2 separate regions of the Homo sapiens genome follow, and region 1 is linked to region 2. A link is a contact called in ENCODE Hi-C or POLR2A ChIA-PET data. All regions are on one chromosome and are shown on one strand. The core of a region is the stretch at or near the end of the contact, and the rest is flanking DNA. Distances in the headings are between cores, read along the strand shown.

Region 1 (6,879 bases), core at 1,642-4,141, 200 kb after region 2:
CAAGTTCAAGTGATTCTCCTGCCTCCCAAGTAGTTGGGATTACAGGCGTGCACAACCATGCTGGGCTAATTTTTGTATTTTTAGTAGAGACAGGGTTTCGCCATGTTGGCCAGGCTGGTCTCGAACTCCTGACTTCAAGTGATCCACCCGCCTCAGCCTCCCAAAGTGCTGGGATTACAGGCATGAGCCATTGAGCTCGGCCTATTTCTTTTTTGAATTGGGTTGTTTGTTTTCTTATTATTAAGCTTTGGGAGTTCTTTATATATTCTGCATCTGAATCCTTTATCAGGTACATGATTTGCTAGTATTTTTCCTAGACTATGTCATACCTTTCAAAATAATAATAATAAAAGCACCTTTTATGTATTAAATAGACAGACACAGCTGAAGACAAAATTCACTAACTGAAAGATGAATCTTAGGACAGTATCCAGAATATAGTACAAAGAGACCAAAAAAGAGAATATATAAAAAAGAAATTAAGAGACAAGGAGAATAAAATGAAAGATGAAGGTCTAATAAGAGTTCCAAAAGAAGAAAACAGAAAGAATGCAGAAGATAAAATACTTCTCGAGATAACAGAGAATGTTCCAGAGCTGTTGACAGATGCCAATCCTCAGAATCAGTAAATTCAACAAAGCCCAATAGGGAAATTAAAAGAAATTCACACCTGGCTCTGCTCACAAGGGAGGATTAATCCCAATTTCATTAAATCCCAAAACTCCACTAATTGACAGTAAAGGGATTTTTACATCAAATAATATAAAACCACAAAAGCGGGACTAACAGCAGTGCACACAACACAGATGTTTGGAAGTTGGCAAAAGAACAGACGAGAAATAACTGACCTAGTACATCTGAGACAAACCTCAAGCCAGAAGGAGTAAAACTGGATAAACACTCCAGTTACAGCACAGAATCTTCAAAGTTTCAGGAACTGACAACACCATGTACCTCTGGAAAGGGGAATAAAATGTAGGGACTGAAAATAAGGCAGACTGAGTGAACAATATTTAAGAGGCAGTTAAATCCCTATCTACTCCCCAACTCCATGCTCCTAGGTGACTGCCTCTATCCTCTCCTGGCATAAGTCTAAAAGTTTTTCTCTAGACAGTTGAAATGTTATCTGGCCTAGGAGATGATAGGCACAGTTGAGTCTTGGGCACCATATGGAAAACGGTGCCTGGGTGATTACATTAGCAATGAATGCTTCTGGAAATAAACATCACATTTATGGTCAATTGATCTGACAAAGGTGTCAGGCAATTCAGTGGGAGAGAGAATAGTCTTTTCACCAAATGGTGCTGGGATAACTGGATATTTACATGGAAAAGAATTAATTTGAATCCTTTAACTCACACTATACACAAAAATTAACTTAAAATTGATCATAGAACTACATGTAAGAGCTAAAACTATAAAGCTCTTAGAAGAAAACACAGGAGGGTAGGATCAATTGGTCTTGGCAACTTACTGGATATCCTAGAATAAAGCAAAAACTGACTCAGATTTTAAAACTGCTTGGCTGAGAAGACAGGAAAAAGTTCTTCCAGGACACCTAAGTCGAATGTGTCTTTCCTCTTTGCTGATCTGGCTCTGAATCCTTTCACTGTAGCAACTCAAGAGAACTCTATGCTTAGTCCTGAGTGGTCCTAGCAAACCACGGAACCTGGGGACATCTTGGAAGCTTCAACACAGGCATATATAATGAGAACAAATCAATTTGCCTTTATAGCATAATGACAAACCAGCACAGTAGTATTAACCTGACTTGCTGGCCTACAATTTTCAGAGAGCAGAACTTCCCCGGCTTCTTAGTTCAGCAGCTGCTGATGGACATCAATCACACCAACTCAGCATCCTGCCCTTCTCTTCCAACCCACACTCCCCCCTTTCTTCACAGCTCTCCTTAATCTATCCTTAGATGTCTCAGCCCAGAAGTTAGAAGGCTTATTAGCATGTCATTATTCTATAACCAAGGTATACACAGAAACATTTTGGGGGAAGATGTTTTTCATATCTTAAAATGCACGTAAAACCGCTCTGTAGACAATAAAGTGTTTTAGAAGGTAACGTATTATTAAGCTTAAAAGGTAGATGTGTAAGCCATAAAATACAGTAACATCTTTGATGTGATGCTTCCAATCCTAAATTATTCCTCTAGAGGAGCTCTCATACCTTCCTCTAATTACAAGCCACATAAAGGATAAAAACACATTTTTCACTTTGGTTTCAGGTTTCAATTTTGTTGATCTTGAAATATACACATTATCTCCTTATTAACAAGAAAAAACTTCATCAAGGAAAAGGTCTCATCACATCAAAACTGGTCTACCCAATTTATCATACATTTGGAATGCTTTCCTTTTGAGTCTCTTCCATATATTATATCATATACAACACACCTCACTTCTTCAACACACGGCCTACTCAATGTATCTATTTAATCTTCCCTGAAGTTCAGGTCATGGTAATTCTTTCTTCCTTTCTTTCTTTCACTTATTATTATTATTATTTTTTTTTTTTTGGAGACAGAGTCTCGCTCTGTCACCCAGGCTGGAGCGCAGTGGTGCAATCTCAGCTCACTGCAACCTCTGTCTCCTGGGTTCAGGCGATTCTCCTGCCTCAGCCTCCAGAACAGCTGGGATTACAGGCACCTGCCATCATGCCCAGCTAATTTTTGTATCTTTAGTAGAGAGAGGGTTTCACCATGTTGGCCAGATTGGTCTAGAACTCCTGACCTCAGGTGATCCGCCTACCTTGGCCTCCCAAAGTGCTGGGATTACAGGAGCTAGCCACCGCGCCCGTCCCATGGTAAATCTTAGAACTCAAAAAGATCTTCAACATTCTGTTGGACAAACAAGCTATAAATGCTTGCTAAAGTGTAACCTGGATGTTCCCAAGCTTGGCATGGCAACATAGTCACATGGGGAGTTTTCTAGGCCCCACTCCAGATTTACTGAATGAAAATTTCTACCAGTGGTGTGTGTGCGTCTATTTCTTAAGACGTCCTGAAGCAGATCCGCCTGGAAGAACTCTGTAGAGGCTCTTGATTTGCAGTGGACAAATCTCTACTCCAATGACAGAAGGCAGGAATGTGAAGAGGGAGAATCTATAATCTTAACAACAGGAATATTTCTCCCTGAGTGGCAGAAGGATTATGATATTGAAACCAAAGAGAAGAAAATATAATCTAGTATACCACATGGCTCTGCAGTGGATAATACCTGCAAAATCTAAAATAATGAAACTGCTAAATGGTTTTCAACTTTATAACCAATCTACAGACAAAGCAAAAAAGGTTTATAGTTAGATAACAATATACAAATATTGTCAACCTTTACAACATGAAAGTCTGGTACAGCTGCAAGAGCTGGAAGGAAGGAAGGAAGGGAGGAAGGGAAGGAGGGAGGGAGGGAGGGAGGAAGGAAGGAAGGAAGGAAGGAAGGAAGGAAGGAAGGAAGGAAGGAAGGAAAGATGGCAGGGGCCTAATATTATCATTTTACAAAGAGCAAGGTCCAGAGATACTGTTTAAAGTTGATAGTACAAATAAACAGAGATTTAAGTATATGAGGTAGGGTCACAAATATAGCCAATAAAAGAACTAGCAATTCAATAATAAGTTGGGAAGTAGAGAGGTGAAATAACTTGCTCAAATTCAGCTCATTAGAAAGCTCCGAGGCCAGTGGGCTAAACATGGGCCAGTCACACTCTAGATTCCATGCACTTTACCAGTATCTCACCATGCCCAGCCCTGTGTGAGGAAGGAACTTGCCTAAGCTTAGATGCCTAGTTAGTGTTACAGCCAGAAAAAGAAACTCAATCAGGCTGGGCGCGATGGCTCACGCCTGTAATCCCAGAACTTTGGGAGGCCAAGGTGGGCGGATCACAAGGTCAGGAGATTGAGACCATCTTGGCTAACACGGTGAAACCCCATCTCTATTAAAAATACAAAAAATTAGCCGGGCGTGGCGGTGTGCGCCTGTAGTCCCAGCTGCTGGGGAGGCTGAGGCAGGAGAATGGCTTGAATCCGGGAGGCGGAGCTTGCAGTGAGCCCAGATCAGGCCACTGCACTCCAGCCTGGGCGACAGAGTGAGACTCTGCCTCAAAAAAAAAAAAAAGAAACTCAATCTCTAGTCTTAAAATTACTTGTTACAGTTATCTTCAAATTTTCAGAAAAGACCACATTAAAAATGTCCCTATTTGGTTCATTCTTTCAACATACACCAACATTTCGGCTTTTTTTGAGATGGAGTCTCACTCTCTTGCCCAGGCTGGAGTGCAGTGGCACGATCTCGGCTCATTGCAACCTCTGCCTCCTGGGTTCATGTGATTCTCCTGTCTCAGCCTCCTGAGTAGCTGGGACTACAGGCGCATGCCACCACGACCAGCTAATTTTTGTATTTTTAGTAGAGATAGGGTTTCACCATATTGGTCAGACTGGTCTCGAACTCCTGACCTCAGGTGATCCACCGACCTTGGCCTCCCAAAGTGCCAGGATTACAGGTGTGAGCCACCACGCCCAGCCAACACCAACATTTCTTACAAAGAGCTCCTCCACAGCTCCCCTCACCTATGATAAGCATTCCATCTATTCTCCAAGTCTATACCACAATGATGGAGGAAGACACTGCAGCCCACCATCCATTGTGTCTGTCAAAACCTGACAGAGGATCCAGAACCAACACTGAAGATGCAAAGCAAGTCAGCCTACTCAACTCTTAGTCTACAAGCTAAGCCCATAGCCCATCTGCCGCCACAGAGATGCTGTGTTTACGTGCACAGAGGCACCCACTGCCTGCTCCAGGAGAGGACATGGCAGCAGCATGTGAAGGGCAGGTGGAGGGCTGCTCCAAAGGAGACATGATCTGATTCATGGACCATTATGTGAATAGGTAACACCACTCAGTGACTGCTGCTTTATAATTTCATATAATATTTTGAAATATTCAATAGAAATGACAATATCTACCCCCAAAATAATTATTTAAAAATAAGTTATCACCCAAACTCATTACTACCGGTAAAAAGCAATTAAAAAAAAAAAAAAAACAGGGTCTTACTCTGTTGACAAGGCTGAAGTGCAGTGGTATAATCATGACTCATGGCAGCCTCAAACTCCTGGGCTCAAGTCATCATCCCGCCTCAGCCTCCTGAGTAGCTGGGACTACAGGCAGATGCTACCACATCTGACTTTTTTTTTTTTGAGATGGAATTTCGCTCGTTGCCCAGGCTGGAGTGCAATGGTGCGATCTTGGCTCACTCCAACCTCTGCCTCCTGGGTTCAAGCGATTCTCCTGCCTCAGCCTCCTGAGTAGCTGGGATTACAGGCGCCCACCACCACGCCCAGCTAATTTTTTTGTATTTTTAGTAGAAACAGGGTTTCACCATATTGGCCAGCCTGGTCTTGAACTCCTGACCTCAGGGGATCTGCCCGCCTCGGCCTCCCAAAATGCTGGGATTTACAGGCATGAGCCACCACGCCTGGCCACATCTGACTTTTTTTTTTTTTTTTTTTTGACACGGAGTCTCTATTGCCCAAGCTGGAGTACAGTGGTGCGATCTTGGCTCACTGCAACCTCTGCCTCCCGGGTTCCAGCAATTCTCCTGCCTCAGCCTCCCGAGTAGCTGGGACTACAGGCGCATGCCACCATGCCTGGCTAATTTTTGTATTTTTTTGTAGAGACGGGGTTTCACCAGATTGGCCAAGCTGGTCTCAACTCCTGACCTCGTGATCTGTGCGCCTCAGTCTCCCAAAGTGCTAGGATTACATGTGTGAGCCACACACCTGGCCTCATCTGATTAATTTTTTAAAACCTTTTATAGACAGAGGGTCTCACCATCTTGCTCCAGCTGATCTCAAACTCCTGCCCTCATGTGATCCTCCCACCTTGGCCTCCCAAAGTGCTGAGATTACAGGTGTAACCCACTGCACCTAGCCATCAATTTTTAAAATTCAATTTAATTCACTGTCACTTACCCCATTTTCAGTACGTTTTTCTCCAGGTACATTTATTACATTTCTCTGAGTTCGTTGCTCTTGGGTCTGACGGCCACCTAAAGAAATAAAAGAACCAAACTCACCAAAAGGCGTATTAGAAAAAAGTAATATTCTCCCATTTCTTCATGTATTCAAATATTTATTGAACACAAGTGTAAAATACCAGGCTGAGAAATTCAAGACTTTAGTACAGTTGAAAAAATGGTCTTACAATTAATCTTTTATATATAAAGTTGTTCAGGCTGCGCTCAGTGGCTCACACCTATAATCCCAGCACTTTGGGAGGCCAAAGCAGGAAGATAGCTTGAGCCCATGAGTTCTAGACCAGCCTCAGCAACATGGGGAGACTTTGTTTCCACAATAAATATTTTAAAATTAGCCGGGTATGGTGGTGCACCCTGTAGTCTCAGCTACTTGGGGGGCTGAGGCGGGAGAATGACTTGAGTGAGAGGGGTCGAGGCTGCAGTAAGTCAGGATTGGGCTACTGCACAATCTTGCTCTGTTGCACTCCAGCCTGGGCAACAGAGCAAGACCCTGTTTAAAAAAAATAAATTAAAAATAAATGAAATAAAGTGTGTAAATGAAATCTTTTCTTTTTACATTCTATCTCAGAATCTTGAAATTGACTTGTTATCAAAAGGCTTTTAACACTTAAAAATGGAGAAGATGGTAAATTTTATGTGTATTTTATCTCAATTAAAAATAAAAATTTGGGGCTGGGCGAGGTGGCTCATGTCTGTATTCCCAGCACTTTGGGAGGTGCTGGGATTCTCCCAAGGTGGGAGGATCACTTGAGCTCAGGAATTCAAGACCAGCCTGGGCAACGTGGCGAAAATCTGTCTCTACAAAAAAAAAAAAATACAGAAAGTAGCGAGGCA
Region 2 (7,529 bases), core at 3,726-6,225:
CTCACGCCTGTAATCCCAGCACTTCGGGATGCCGAGGTGGGCAGATCACGAGGTCAGGAGATCGAGACCATCCTGGCTAACACGGTGAAACCCTGTCTCTACTAAAAATACAAAAAATTAGCCCGGCGTGGTGGCGGGCGCCTGTAGTTCCAGCTACTCGGGAGGCTGAGGCAGGAGAATGGCGTGAACCCGGGAGGCAGAGCTTGCAGTGAGCGGAGATTGCGCCACTGCACTCCAGCCTGGGTGACAGAGCCAGACTCGTCTCAAAAAAAAAAAAAGAAAAAAAAGTTTTAGATCAGAATGAGAAATAACACAGTTGGCCACTTGAGGGTGCTAGGTGTTTAGTATATTGCTTTGCTATTTGTTACGTGGTAGTACTGGGTCTCAGTCCATCCCCCGCACTGTATGTACATATATGCATATAGTTTTAAAAACTAATATGTAACTGTATATAAGAAATGGTCATTCGTAGAACCACAGATCTTGAGACTTTGAAGGATGCAATGTGTGAGCAGCAGAGCCAGAACTAGAAGTACATGTTTTACACACATAGGTGTGTGTGTTTATCTTTATGAGAATACCGGTTTTTTTAGGTGGGGCATGATGGCTCTGCAATCCCAGCACTTTGGGAGGCTGAGAGGGGTGGATCACTTGAAGCCAGGAGTTTGAGAGCAGCCTGGCCAACGTAGCGAAACCTTATCTCTACTAAAAATATAAAAATGAGCCAGGTGTGGTGGCATATGCCTGTGATCCCCATGACTTGGGAGGCTGAGGCACAAGAATTGCTTGAACCCAGGAGGCGGAGGTTGCAATGAGCCGAGAGCGCGCCATTGCACTCCAGTCTGGGTGACAGGAGTGAGACCCTCAAAAAGAAACCCGTTTTTGTGATGTGTTGTCATTCTTCCTGAGAATTCAAAAAAAAAAAAATTTTTTTCTTTTTTGAGACGGAGTCTCGCTCTGTCACCAAGCTGGAGTGCAGTGGTGCGATCTCAGCTTACTGCACCCTCCACCTCCCAGGTTCAGGTGATTCTCTTGCCTCACCCTCCCGAGTAGCTGGGATTACAGGCACACACCTCCGTGCCCAGCTAATTTTTGTACTTTTAGTGGAGATGGGATTTCACTCTGTTGGCCAGGATGGTCTTGATCTCCTGACCTCGTGATCCGCCCACCTCGGCCTCCCAAAGTGTTGGGATTACAAGCATAAGCCACCATGCCCAGCAGAGAATTCAAAATTCTTAACAGGATACTTATAAATAAACTGTGTAAGAAAGAAGTATAAATAGTCTAAACCAGAAGAAAAACATTTAACTTTTTTTTTTTTCTTCTGAGATGGAGTTTCACTCCTGTTGCCCAGGCTGGAGTGCAGTGACATGATCTCAGCTCACTGCAACCTCCACCTCCCTGGTTCAAGCGATTCTCCTGCCTCAGCCTCCCAAGTAGCTGGGATTACAGGCGCCCGCCACCACACCCGGCTAATTTTTGTATGTTTAGAAGAGATGGGGTTTCACCACATTGGCCAGGCTGGTCTTGAACCCCTGACCTTCAGGTGATTCGCCTGCCTTGGCCTCCCAAAGTGCTGGGATTACAGGCATGAGCCATCGTGCCCGGCAACATTTAAACTTTGACTTTCCATTTGAGTGGGCTATGTCTGGTGGGGTATATTTATCATATTCTGTGGAGGGTTTTTTTTGTTGTTGTTGTTTTTGTTTTGAGACAGAGTCTCACTCTGTTGTCCAGGCTGGAGTGCAGTGGCGTGATCTCGGCTCACTGCAACCTCCGCCTCCTGGGTTCAAGCAGTTCTCCCGCCTCAGCCTCCTAAGTAGGTGGGATTACAGGTGCCCACCATCACATTGGGCTAATTTTTGTATTTTTAGTAGAGACGGGGTTTCTCCATGTTGGCCAGGCTGGTCTGGAACTCCTGACCTCAGGTGATCCACCCACCTCGTCCTCCCAAAGTGCTGGCATTATGGGTGTGAGCCACTGTGCCTGACCTATTCTGTGGATTTATAAACAAACAGCGTCTCCCAAAGTTTATTGAACATCTTCTCAAATCCTGTTTCAAGCACAAAACTTTTAACCACATTCAGAGGGTTTTAAACGAGCTTTGAGATGGGTCACTAGCTTCTCAGAAAATCCACATCTAAACTTCTCCAGTACACCGTGAGCTGTGCTCTAGCCAAAGAAAAATGGAAAGACAGAGAAAGGAGTTCTGAGAGCCTTTTTTTTTTTTTTTTTTTTTTTTTAAGGAAAAAGAAGAATTTATTCACTCAAGACTAAAAACTAAAGGCCTGGGCCTGAGAACTGAATCAGGTTAGTGTGTTTGTTTGATTGTTTTTTTTGCTTTCTTTGCGTTTGAGCTAGTCCATGAAAAGGGAAAGGAAGGGCGGTGAGAGAGGTGGGGAAGTTCAGGGCGGTCCTTGGCCTGCTTTGGGGCAGTGCTCGGCACACCCCTGTCCAAGTTCTCTTGCACACCCAGTTCCCAGGCATGGCTCTCCAATCTCAGCTCCCTCCTTTCTCTCCGGATTTTAGGTGGTTATGATGGATGACCAACCTCTGACCTTTGACTTTCGTACTGAGGTCTCAGCCTTTGCAGCTTCTCCCTCCAAAGCAGCTTTTCTTCTGATTCCTGATCTCAGTTCAGTGCTCAAAATAGCCTCTCCTTATTTTCTCCTGGTGTCAGTGTTAGGCCTGAATAACATCTCATGCTGTTCGTTAAACAGATGTCTGCTGCCAAAAAGTTGTTCTGATAGAAAATCCAAAATCATCGACCCCAAAAGCCAAGTCTGTCATTGGGCTAAAGTGCCATTCCTACTAATCCTTTGCCTCACCTGATTCATTTGGAATAAAGGGCCAGGAGCTTGAGTCACCCCCATGCCAGGACCTCTGTTGCTATTTGCTGGCTGCTGGAGAGGTGGGGTCTTGCGGGCCCTGGAGAGGTGGGGTCTTGTGGGGCAGAGCTGGAGCAGATGCTGCATCCAGCAGTAAGCATGAGAATGAGCACTCACAGTTTTGGGTCCTGTGCTGGACACTGTGCAAGTCCTGTGCATATATCACCTGTTGCATTTCCCACAGTGACCCAATGAAGTAGATACTGTTATCTTTACCATTTTATAGATGAGCAACCTGAGGCTTCACCAGAATTGCACAGTGAGAATGTGGCGTGGCCTGGATTCTCACGTCGGGAGTCGGATTGCAAAGCCTTACTGGGCCTCGCCGCGCCCCATGGCTGTCAGCGCATTCCATGCTGACCTGGCCGTGTATGCGTGCGTGTGTACGCATGTGTGTGCGTACGTGCACGTGTGTACATGTGTGTGTGCTTGTGTGCACACCACATGTGCCGTGTCCATAGGTCTGTCATCATATCAGGTAGGACTAGGTCGGCTCATAGCTTGGAAGGGCTTTGGAGACAGCCACTCTCCTAACAGATGGGAGAAGTTGTTTTGATTCTTACTAAGGTCCCAGAATCCTATTGATGGCTTTGCTGAGTATTGAAAGGCTGGCCTTAAATTAGGTTTGAAACTGAATTTGGTAATAGGACAGGATGTGTTAAGGAAGGGAAACATACAGGGAGCTGCCTGCTCTGGCAGCTGTTGAAAGTGAGCAGGCCACGGTGCCTGCAGTGGGAGTGGGGCAGCAGGCGTGTCACCTTGGGCCAGAGCACATGTCTTGTACACGGTTGCACCAATGCGTGAGGATGTAGGTCCCCAAGAGCCAAGAGAAGGGGAGCTTTGTTGAATACGTGATATTGGAGAAAGCTTTGGCCCAAAAGAACAAATTTAGATTCGTTCTCTCTGCAATACAAATGTATTCCAGTGGGTCAAAATGTTAATTATTATTAATTTCTTTTTTTGTTTCTTGAGTCAGGGTCTCACTCTGTCTCCCAGGCTGGAATGCAGTGGCACCATCTAGGCTTACTGCAGCCTTGACCTCCTGGGCTCAAGTGATCCTCCCACTTCAGCCTCCCAAGTAGCTAGGACTGCAGGTGCACGCCAGCACCACACCTGCCTAATTTTTGTGTTTTTTGTAGAGACGGAGTTTTGCCGTGTTGCCCAGGCTGGTCTCAAACTCCTGAGCTCAAGCAGTCCACTCACCTCATCCTCCCAAAGTGCTGGGATTACAGGCGTGAGCCACTGTGCCTGGCCAAAAAGTTAATTATTAAAAGTCAGGCCGGGCGCGGTGGTTCACGCCTGTAATCCCAGCACTTTGGGAGGCTGAGGCAGGGGAATCACAAGGTCAGGAGTTCGAGACCAGCCTGATCAACATGGTGAAACCCCGTCTCTACTAAAAATACAAAAATTAGCTGGTCGTGGTGGCACTTGCCTGTAATCCCAGCTACTCAGGAGACTGAGGCAGGAGAATCACTTGAACCCAGGAGGCGGAGGTTGCGGTGAGCCGAGATTGCGCCACTGCACTCCAGCCTGGGTGACAGAGCGAGACTCTGTCTCAAAAAAATAAAAAAAGAAAGTCGATTGTTTATGGATTAAAGAGTTAGATACATAGTTCGCAGCTGTAGAGCATCTAATAGGATATAACAGACTCACCATTATCTGGAGGAATGATACCGTCCTGAGCTTGAGGGTGAAGACAGAGATATTCAAGAACATAAAAGCTGAAAACGTCTGTGTTAAGACTCCTTTTGATCCAGGTTTCTGGACAGGAGAGTTTGCTGAGCATATGTGGAGGTGGCTCAGTACCCAGAGGCGGGTGGAGCTGGCCCCAGTCATGGCCTGTGCTCAGACGCTAGGACCAGAGCAATTTCTTCCTCATGTTTAAACTTTTCTCCTAGGCCACTGCCTTACCTTTCTCATGCTATAAACTGGCTTTCTCTGCCTCCTTGTTTATCCCTCCTAAGTTCAAAGAAGCAGTCAGCTGAGGAGGCTGCCTTTCCTCAGGCTGGCTCCAGCCCGGTTGGGAGGTGCCCGGATTAGCTGAGGCAGAGGTGGGGCTTGTGCAGAGAGCCTGGCTGCTGCCATGGAGACGGGAGGAAGCAGGCAAAAGAGCAGGCCTGCTGGCAAAGGATCAGAGGGCTGGGTAGGCGCAGGGATCAGTGTCCCGGAAATGTGAGGAAGGGCAAGTGCTGGCAGCAAAACAACATGGGCAATTTGGACTTCAGGAAAAGCTGCCACAAATACTCAGAAATAACACACATTTATAGACAAATAACGTGACTACAAGAAGAAAAAATTGTTCAAACTCTAAATTTTACAAGGCATATTTGTTTATTTTTTTGAGATGGAGTCTCACTCTGTCACCAGGCTGGAGTGCAGTGGCGTGATCTCGGCTCACTGCAGTCTCCACCTCCGGGTTCAAGCAATTCTCCTGTCTCAGCCTTCCAAGTAGCTGGGATTATAGGCACCCGCCCCCACACCTGGCTAATTTGTGTGTGTGTGTGTGTTTCGTAGACGGAGTTTCACCATGTTGACCAGGCTGGTCTCAAACTCCTGACCTCAAGTGATCTTCTCATCTCAGTCTCCCAAAGTGGTGGGATTACAGGCATGAGCCACCGCGCCCAGCCTACAGTGCATATGCAACAAGAAGTCATCATTTCATGCTTACTCAGTTCATGGGGGAATGTTTTCAGTCTTGAGACTCAGTGCTGGCGGAGTTACATCAAAGGTGGATGGCAGCAGAAAATCCTCAGCCCCTTTTCCAGAAGAATTTAGCTACACATATTTACATATACCCCAGGAAGCAGGCAAATGATGCTCATGAATCATCTCTAAGAATTCATGTGAGAGCCAGGCTTGGTGGCTCATACCTGTAATCCCACCACTTTGTGAGGCTGAGGTGGGTGGATCACTTGAGCCCAGGAGTTTGAGACCAGCCTGGGCAACATGGTAAAACCCTTTGTCTACAAAAAATTTAAAAATAAAAATAATTAAGGCCGGGTGCGGTGGCTCATGCCTGTAATCCCAGCACTTTGGGAGGCTGAGGCAGGCGGATCACCTGAGGTCAGGAGTTTGAGACCAGCCTGACCAACATGAAGAAACTCCATCTCTACTAAAAATACAAAATTAGCCAGTCGTGGTGATGCATGCCTGTAATCCCAGCTACTCAGGAGGCTGAGGCAGAAGAATCGCTTGAACCCCGGAGGCGGAAGTTGCACTGAACCGAGATTGCACCATTGCACTCCAGCCTGGGCAGCAAGAGTGAAACTCCATCTCAAAAAAAAAAAAAAAAAAAAAAAGCCAAGTTTGGCAGTATGTGTCTGTAGTCCCAACTACTCGGGAGGCTGAGGTGGGAGGATCACTTGAGCCCAGGGGGTGGAGGCTGCAGTGAGCCGAGATTGTGTCACTGCACTCCAGCCTGAGTGACAGAGCCAGACTGTCTCCAAAAAAAAAATTCATGTGGGGAAACATGGGAAGAGTTCAGCTGTGTGTTCCTTGCAGCACAATCTTTCATTGCAGAAGAATGGGAAGAATGGAAATGCCCAGTACTAGAAGAACGGATAAGGCTGTGGTGGCCTACGCACTTACTGGCCTTCACCGGAATATTCTGCAGCAGTGCAGAAAAATGAGTGATTGAATTTGAAGTGCAAGCAGCAGAATACTGTGATTTCAGTTCTGCCAGTCTCAAAATTAAATCTCATTTGTAAGGCAGGCAGTATTGTGGGAGAATTCCTCTAATGTATTTCATTCCCAGAGTGTTTATGCAGTGGCAGGAAGAGTACCATCAAGATGGGTTTAGTTTAAGTCAGTCTCCTAAGTATTTATGAAACACCCACTCGGTTTTCAGTAAGTGTGGTGAACTCGGTGTTTTGCCTCTTTCCCTGAACTTAGCGGTAGGTTCGGTATTAAGCTGCAGTGCTGCAGTGTGGATGGTGCCCTGCTTAGCAGATATTACAGTGCTTCTGCTGCTTGTTGAGCCTTGGCCTGGGGGTGTTTGAGCCAAATGCAAGGAGACCTGTCCTGAGGGACGCCCATGTCAATGGAGTCAGGTGGCAGCAGCTGGTACCCCTGCCTTTGGGATACTCCCGTGGTCACCCTAACAGCAGTGACCACAAGCAAGCACTTCTGTGCCAGCCGCGCCCCTCCTGCCACACTGACGGAGTGTAGCTTCATGAGGTGCGCGGTTGCTGTCACACACTAGAGAGGAAGAAACTGAGATGGAGGTAAGTCACAGCTCTGGGGCCACACAGCCAGGTGGGGACAGTCTTGGCCTCTGTCCATCCCAGATGAGGTCTCGCTATGTTGACCAGGCTGGCCTCAAGCAGTCTTCCTGCCTCAACCTCTGAGTACGGACACAGTTTTGAGCGCCCTATATGTGTATTAACAGTAACACATGAGACAGAGTAGGCCCTCTTTATCCGAGGGATACATTCCAAGACCCCCAGTGAATGCCTAAGACTGAGGCTAGTACCAAGCCCTGTATGTACACTAGGTTTTTCCCTACACGGTTGTCCCTCCCCTATGTCCTCAGTTCAACCAACCACAGATTGAAAAATATTGAAAACAATAAACATATAAACAATAAAATATTGAAAATAAAAAATACAATTTTTTCTTTTTAGATGGAGTCTCACTCTGTCA

What was found. Hi-C counts contacts between places; a loop is a spot of excess contacts on that map. ChIA-PET counts read pairs that join two places held with the same protein, here RNA polymerase II (POLR2A). Pooled maps may share reads with other maps.
Region 1: a map of CD4-positive, alpha-beta T cell shows a loop between it and region 2 (2.2-fold over the local background). The contact joins two enhancer-like sites. A Hi-C loop is called at or near these places in 1 of 168 maps with a recorded cell type or tissue (CD4-positive, alpha-beta T cell), 3 of 37 single-sample maps with no recorded cell type and 1 of 50 pooled maps. POLR2A ChIA-PET finds 5 or more read pairs at or near these places in 2 of 52 experiments (WTC11 and activated T-cell).

What each region holds. Positions count from the first base shown.
Region 1 is chr14:103,772,765-103,779,643 of GRCh38, forward strand. PPP1R13B (protein phosphatase 1 regulatory subunit 13B) reads right to left here. Exons shown (of 17, transcript NM_015316.3): 4 at 5,981-6,057. Among named protein-coding and RNA genes, the nearest start is that of ZFYVE21, 60 kb to the left of the region's middle. Within about 2 kb of position 2,892, at least 2 of the 41 ENCODE cell types and tissues checked have a DNase peak (open chromatin) inside an H3K27ac peak, as active enhancers do.
Region 2 is chr14:103,571,861-103,579,389 of GRCh38, forward strand. COA8 (cytochrome c oxidase assembly factor 8) reads left to right here. Exons shown (of 5, transcript NM_001370595.2): 3 at 2,247-2,310. Among named protein-coding and RNA genes, the nearest start is that of COA8, 13 kb to the left of the region's middle. Within about 2 kb of position 4,976, at least 19 of the 41 ENCODE cell types and tissues checked have a DNase peak (open chromatin) inside an H3K27ac peak, as active enhancers do.